2 separate regions of the Homo sapiens genome follow, and region 2 is linked to region 1. A link is an interaction called in ENCODE POLR2A ChIA-PET data of the cell type or tissue named here. Cell type or tissue: PC-3. All regions are shown on one strand. Each heading gives the region's core, and the rest is flanking DNA. Links, peaks and the distances in the headings are about the cores only.

Evidence for each region. Peaks named below come from ENCODE experiments on the same cell type or tissue, not always from the same donor. Only the 100,000 strongest peaks of a DNase experiment are listed, where the experiment ranks them.
Region 2: POLR2A ChIA-PET joins it to region 1 with 5 read pairs; 2 of 35 experiments call an interaction of 5 or more read pairs at or near these places.

The regions. Positions count from the first base shown.
Region 1 is chr13:109,160,942-109,163,441 of GRCh38, reverse strand. All of the region lies in intron 32 of MYO16 (myosin XVI), which reads right to left. Among named protein-coding and RNA genes, the nearest start is that of MYO16-AS1, 5.1 kb to the left of the region's middle. RefSeq lists a silencer at 1,119-1,178. In PC-3, for the core only: no CTCF peak of the experiment used is centred there; a DNase peak (open chromatin) is centred at 1,071; H3K27ac peaks cover 2,266 bases.
Region 2 is chr13:108,202,133-108,207,744 of GRCh38, reverse strand. LIG4 (DNA ligase 4) reads left to right here. Exons shown (of 3, transcript NM_206937.2): 3 at 1-303. Among named protein-coding and RNA genes, the nearest start is that of LIG4, 11 kb to the left of the region's middle. In PC-3, for the core only: no CTCF peak of the experiment used is centred there; no DNase peak of the experiment used is centred there.

The DNA.
Region 1 (2,500 bases), core at 1-2,500:
CCCCAGAGCTTATCTCTCAAGGCTGGTCTTGACTTGGTCCCTCTTAACTCCTACCTTGACATTATCTCCTCTTGCCTCTCGAGACATACCCTCAAATAGCACTACAAGCAATGCATGTTTATCCAAATTCTCCATATTGACTCCTGTTTTCTTGCTTTGGTGCACTCAAGCCCTCTCCCGCATCAACCCCAAGTCTTCCTACCCACCAGTCAGGACCTTGGTCAGATCACCCGCAGGGACCTCTCCTTTACAGCACAGAGCACAGCCTGTTCTGCCCAGAAAGGAAAGCAGGTCAAGATTTATGAGCAGGAAACGCTGGATAGATGGAATAAAGGCAAAACTATCGGCATTTTGAAAACTAGGCAGAAGAGTTTAAATTTAAATGATCCAGCGAGCCACTGTGGCTCCTGACTCCATTATACATAAAAAACAAAGACCTTCAGTCAAGTTAGCATGTACAAGAATGGCAACAAAAGTGAAAGTCAGGTGATCTTAACTGTTTTAGCTCTTGACAATGAGCAATTATTGAATGGGCTGAAACTGAAAGAATACTTATTCAATGTGGTCAACTCTAGTTTGGCTTTTTTTTATTTCTGTTAAGCTTCCGAATGCCAGTAAAACAGGTTCTGTTTTAAAACTGGCTCAAGATGTACTCACCTGCTTTTATGTTGCTTTCACCTATTTTATTTTTGCACTCTTTAATTCAGTTATTTATTGGGTGCCTACTATGTGCCAGATACTCACTGAGTGCGGGAGATACATAATGAATACCACTGCCTGGTACCTGGGAGCTTCTCTCCCAAAAAGGTGATTGGCAATAAACAAGCAGATACACAAGCAGATAATTAAACGTGGTGGACTCACAGCTACGTGGAAAACCTAGTAAGTGGAAAACACTGGTGGGCAGCCAGGCAAGGTGGGTGAGGTCCATGAGGTTGCATTTCAGCTCGTGATTTTAGAAAGGCAACCTCCACACCATGTGTAAATACCCCAAAGCAGGAAAGAGCTCACCATGTTCAAGAAACCAGGTACTAATGAGTCAGGGCCTGGGAAACCACCAAAGAGGAACTGAGAGGTTTTATTCTCAGCGCAGTGAGGGCTTCCCCAAGGCTTTGAATGAGCACAGTCCTCTTACACCTGGTGGCAATAAACGAATCCTCTAAGGCACTTGCTGACTCTCAGTCTGAGTACTTCAGGCTGGCCTCCCTCACAACTGATTTCTATCTCATCAACTGATGTATTTAAATTGCAGCCAAAATTCTCATTTTTGCAATTAAAGTTTAAACGTATTTCTATTTTTCAATTGGCAGGTTAAACTATAGCCAAGACATGTTTTTTGGGCTTTGTTTTGTTTTTTGAGGCAGAGTCTCTCACTCTGTTGCCCAGGCTGGAGGGCAGTGGCACGATCTCAGCTCCCTGCAACCTCTGCCTCCTGGGAGATTCTCCTGCCTCAGCCTCCAGAGTAGCTGTGATTACAGGTGCATGCCACCATGCCCGGCTAATTTTTGTATTTTTTAGGAGAGTGAGGGTTTCATCATGTTGGTCAGGTTGGTCTCAAACTTCAAGTGATCTGCCTTCCTTGGCCTCCCATAGTGCTGGGATTTCAGACATGAGCCACTGTGCTCGGCCACCATGACATGCTTTTAAACGGTCACACAGGTTAGGCTGAAATCCTTAAATTATCTGCTAAATTTTAGTTTTTTAAATCTTAATTTATAATTAAATTTTAATTTTTTAAATCTTAAAAACATTTATCTACTTAAGCCTGGCTCTGGATGGGAATAAGGGAAAAGGCCCTTCTTAACGTAAGGCATAAGAACTAATGGTCAGCATGATACTTCCTCACATTGCTCTTACAATAGTTACCATCACCCAGGTGTATATTAGGTGCCAATTCCCTGCTAGATGTGGTGCTTGGTTTAGCTCTGTTCTCATGACAATTCTGGAGAGTTGTCACTATTACACCTATTTTCGAGATGAGATCATTGAGGCTTGGGGAAGTTAATCTCTGTGTAAACATTTCACAACTCATGGCAAGGCAGCCAGATTCAGACTGAGGCCCAGAGGGCTCAGCAGTCCCCACACAGTCATTCTTTTACTCTTGGCTCCTCTATGTAAAGTTTTCCTTCACTGTTTCATTTGTTGATGTAAAGGATAGGATATGGGAGCTTCTTTCCTGTGACGAGTTTACCACCCAGGCCTCAGTGGTAATGAACTGAAAACTGTAGGTTGCAAAGCTGCACTCTGGCAGCTGCAATAGTGCTGCGGCTTCAGTATCGACATCCCCACTTTGGGGTTCTCCTCTGCTTGTAGTAGCCGCGGCATTCTACTGAATTATGCATCAGCCTCCGCTCATAAACACCCTTCTCCCAGTTAGATCCAAACACGTGAAAGCAGCCGTGCCCTGACTTGTTAATTTCTAGATTCAACACACTGAGGATTGAATGCAGAAACTCTGGATGGTTGGGTTCTCCCGTAAAGTGGTAGCTTAGCACACAAC
Region 2 (5,612 bases), core at 1,254-3,753, 960 kb after region 1:
GGTGTCAATATGGCATGCATATTGTAACTTTCATTAGAAATAAGTTGCTTTGACTTTTAAAAATGACATAGTTAGATTATTTAAAGTCAATGTATATAGTATATATTATGTATGGATTTATATACCAAATTTTGGAATACAGCCTATCTCATGACCATATTGAAATGTACGGAATTTGATCCATGCGATACTATGTGTGCATTATTTGAAAGTTATTGGAAATTTTATTCAAACCGTGGAACAAATGTATGTGATTTTGTTATACTTCTTAATTTAAATAAAATATTTAATGCACTATTAAAATAATTTCTTATGTTCTATTCTTTTTAAAACAATTCATAATAGTTGTATCACATAGATTTTTTTGGTGTCAGTAAAATTTTTTTTTTTTTTTTTGAGACAGAGCCTCCCTCTGTTGCCCAGGCTGGAGTGCAGTGGCACAATCTCAGCTCACTGCAACTTCCGCCTCCCGGGTTCACACCACTCTCCTGGCTCAGCCTCCCGAATAGCTGGGACTACAGGTGCCCGCCACCATGTCCGGCTAATTTTTTTTTTTTTTTTTTTTTTTTGAGACGGAGTCTCGCTCTGTCGCCCAGGCTGGAGTGCAGTGGCGCGATCTCGGCTCACTGCAAGCTCCGCCTCCCGGGTTCACGCCATTCTCCTGCCTCAGCCTCCGGAGTAGCTGGGACTACAGGCGCCCGCCACCGTGCCCGGCTAATTTTTTTTTTTTGTATTTTTAGTAGAGACGGGGTTTCACCGTGGTCTCGATCTGCTGACCGTGATCCACCCGCCTCGGCCTCCCAAAGTGCTGGGATTACAGGCGTGAGCCACCACGCCCAGCCATGTCCGGCTAATTTTTTGTATTTTTTAGTACAGACGGGGTTTCACTATATTAGCCAGGATGGTCTCGATCTCCTGATCTCGTGTTCTGCCCACCTCGGCCTCCCAAGGTACTGGGATTACAGGCGTGAGCCACCGTGCCCGGCCAGGTGTCAGTAAAATTTTTGACTGGTGCCAATCTACTTCCTCTTTAAGAGTCTTTGTATTTCACATTACCCATGAGCTGTATTTAAAATTTTAAACTTAAGAAAAGTACAAAATAAATATTTAGTGTAACACATATGTATAAAGCAAAGTATGTGTTTCATTTAATCAGCTTTTCTCAATGAATTTTGAAAATATTTACAATTCTCTAAAATATAGCTCCATCATTTTAAATTGTTGTGCAATATTTCATTGAATGCCCTGTTATGTAGCCCATTATTGTTCAAATTTTAGACTATTTCACCATGCCACCCCCACCTTTTTTTTCCTTTTTCTTTTTTTTTTTCTGACAGAGTCTGACTCTGTCGCCCAGGCAGGAGTGCAGTGGTGTGATCTCAGCTCACTGCAACCTCCACCTCCTGAGTTCAAGCTATTCTCCCACCTCAGCCTCCCTAATAGCTGGGATCACAGGCTCCACTAGAATAAAATACATGAATAAAGGCACTAGGTCAACTATTTACAGGATAAATATTCTGAAGCCAACTGAAAAACACACTTGGTTCTTAATTCTCCAAGGCTATGGTTTCTTGCCGGAAAACAGGACAGCAGATTTACCAAGAGCTGCTCCACCCTATTCCATATATCTGATGATTTAGAAGTGTCCTCAAGGAGTTCATTTCAGGCTGACGGCAACTTCTTTGAAAGTCAGGTGGCTAGAGTAGCTGCATTATACTCGTGTGCTTGACCTGGGATCTATGTGAACAGGGCTCCTTTGGCCCCTTGGAATTCTCACTTTTGGGAAAATACATTGTGTTTAAAATGTCTAACATGGAATTATTTGAGCCCTAGAATTTATCCTGTAAACAACACTACAATTCACTTTCATTCAGTAGAATAAGTTCTTACTCTCATTAGTAGCCCTTTGGGTAAAAAGGGGGATAAAGCAATCCCTGCCCTCAAAGAACTCACAGTGTATTGACAGATAAAGATAATTGGAATACAAAAGGTAAGTGTATTCCCAGTTAAAGGAATGATGGATTGTCCTGGAAAGTCATATGGTGTAGGGGAAAGAGCACAAACTTTAGAATCAAGTCATTCTGGGCTCAATTACAGTTCAGCCACCAATTATCTGTTATTTTGAGCAATCACAACTTCTTTGAAACTTAGTTTCTCAAGTTTCAAATGCAAATGACACCTGTCTTATCAGAATGTTTGAGGACAGAACCATAGCTCCCCCGCACATACTAAGGACTCTAGATTTTACCTGCTATTCTTACCCACACCCAGGTTAGTAAGTGAGTAACTGAGGGAAAATGGGTCGAATTTCATCAGGCATAGTGGTATGGAAGGTTTTTCCTGGCGGAGGAGAGATTATAAATAAAGCCATAGGGGATACAAAAGTGTGTGGAAATACTTGTAAAGCATTGAGATTTAGGGGTGAGGGAGAGAGATAGGTGAAAGTAGGCTAGGGTAGATTTTGAAAGGTCTGAAATGCCACACTACGGAATATGTAGTGTGCTCAAGATAAATGCATGAAGAATTGTAAGCAAGATATTTTAGCCTCTCGTGTAAGGCTTTTTTTTAATTTCATTTTTTTTTTGTTTATTAGACCACTTAAAGTATGATAAACATACAAAAAGCAGTACATATTTGAAGCATACAACTTGATGAGTTTGGAGGTAAGTATACACCTTTTGAGACCACCACATTCAGGTCATAAACTTATCCATCAGCTTCAAAAGTTATCTTCTTCCCCAGTATTTATTGACTGAGTCCCCACCTTGCGTTCTGTTATTTAATGATTCACAAACATGAGTGCCTCTTGAATTCTAGGCTTTGTCCTAGTTCTGGACAAACAGCAGTAATGAAAGTGGGCAGAAATTCCTGTCTTCGTTGAGTTTCCATTTTAGTGGATAAAGAGAGGAAAGAGAAAAATTCATGTTTCCTTCTCTGTCTGATTCTCCGTCTTTGGAGGCTATTTCCCTCAGCATTTCAAAACCATGTATTTTCTGGCTGATGTTTCTTTTCACATGCAAGCATTTCTAAGAATTGTCTAAACTTCTAGTTTCACTTTCTGGCTTTTCACTCTTAAAATTACACATATAATGTTCTAACAAAGTCTTTGACCTCTTCATTGATAACACCCCATAAATGTTAAAGAGCTTGTTGGGTGTTCCACTATAGGAACACAGGCACTTACATAGCGTTCACCGGGAAGAAACGATAACCATGTTCTGAAGTTATGTATTTGGAGTGAACATTGAAGGAAGAAGATAATCCACCCAACTAGTCAGCTAGATGAACCAAATAAGCATTAGTGATTCTGACTGATAGACATCATGGGGACGTTGCCTTTGATGGAACACATGCTTCCTTTGATATTTGAAAAATTTTGGAGCATAGAAAAAACATGGAAGCCTTCCAAAATCATTTCTTAGGGCTTAGTAATCTTGATATCACCCTCTATCAAAAATAGCATAGAATGTGGAGTGACCAGAACTTTCATATGTTGCTAGTGGGAACATGCAATGGTGCCACTTTGGAAAACTGGTAATTTTTAAAGTGATATACCTACTCTGAGACTCTTAAACATGTGATGTGCTCATTTTACTCTGAGTAAATTGTACTTCAAAAAATTATTTAAATAAATATTTGAAACAACTATTGATTGTATAGTTACATAGATAAAACATCCCAATAATGCATTTAAATTAATATTGCAGTAAGAGGAGCAAGAAAATATTTTCAATATTTTAAGAAATGTGAGGATAATACAATATTATATATATATTATGGCATGTAGCTGTATTAATAGACTAAATGCAGCAATAAAAAAATTGGTATATGAAATTCAAAAGCATTCTTTTTTAAGCAATAAGAACAAAAATAATTTAAATAAAAATTGGAGACTTCTTAGAAGAGATAATGCTACAAAAAAAAAAAAGCCGGTAGCTTTTGGGATTTTAGGATGATGGTGGCAGTGGCATCACAGTTTTTGAATCCCTATAAATTCCCACACATGAATGAAACACAACTGCATAGCAATCAAAAACCCATGAACAACATTTACAATAGGACTAAGTGATGAATAGATGAAAACAGACAGGTGAGCCATAATACTTGCATGACATTCATATGTGTGTGAAGAAAACAGAGGGACCTGAGAAAAGCAGAAACTCCTTAGCAAGGATTTACTGGAAAGCACAGTGGGCAAGACTGAGAGCAGCACCTGAAACTAAGAGGGATTTTGTCCAGTGGAATAGCAGGTGAGGGAAAGGAGCCCTAGGTAAATCTGAAGGGCCTAGTAACTGTGAATTCTCAGAACTGAGCCACCATTGATGCTTTCCAGCTCAGGACCTCATAATGAAGAAACACTGGTGGGAATGGAATAAAAGGTGAGCAAAATAGGGGCAACAGAAAGACAAAGGAAATAGAAGGTCCACATGAAGGTGAAGAGGAAGCAGCCAACATTTTAGGAAGCAAACCATTATGGTTCTGAAAAGCAACAGAAGTAGGAATTCTGTGACATTAGAAAAATTACTATTAACTACATTTTCTTCTAGATGTTCAGTGAAGCTAAACTAACCTAACAACGAGGAACCAAATGATAATGGGGGCTAAATTTACACAAAGAAGAAGAAAATAGTGTGATTGAAAGAATCCATTTCCACAGAGAATGAACTCACATAAGAAAGAAAAGCCCCTAAAGCAGATCAAAATTGTAACCTGTAGCTTCAAAACATCTGAAAGATTTTTTTTTAAATACAAGATGTGAAAGAACAACATTTTATTTCAGAACTGGAAAAACTCAGAAATTAGCTGACAGAACTTAGGAACTAGATATAAAAGAAAAAAAATCTATGTGCTATTGGAAACTTAAACCCATAGAAGTAATTAATATGTGTAACATAAAACATATTAAACTACATGAAATGTTGAACCACATATAAAATATCATTAAGTCAGCATTGGTGGGGGTGGAGCAAGAAGAGGTCTGGGACATCTACCTTCTTCCGACATCACCCTTCCCTAAATCTAACCCATTAAAAGGCATGTAACCTCCTGGTCCTTGGTAGTTCAGTAGGACATAAATGTGAGGATCTCTGAGGTCCTTTCCAACTTTAACATTGTGGTACATCCAAGAACCATTTACTGGCAACCTTGAATTAATTTATGAATGCACCTTTTATATTTATTTATTTACCTGCCTACTTGAGATGGGGGTCTTGGTCTGTCCTCCAGGCTGGAGTGCAGTGGTGAAATCATGGCTCACTAAAGCCTCAACCTCCTGGGCACAAACGATCCTCCTACCTCAGCCTCCCGAGTAGCTGGAACTACAGGCACATGCCAGCATGCCCTTATAACTTTTCAAAAAAATGTTTTGTAGAGATGGGATCTAGCTATGTTGTCTAGGCTATCTCAACTTCCTGACCTTCAGCAATCCTTCTGCCTCAGCCGCCTGACCTTTTATTTTTATGGTGAGATCTTAAGCTAGTATCCGTGGTTGGTTTGGGAGATGGGACTGGGTGGCCAGCTGATAGAGTGATCCTGGGGAGGTGAGGGAATCTGTATACATGCATCTAGCAATGGCTTTTTCAAGTCATGGTTTTTCCAAGGAACGGCTCTTC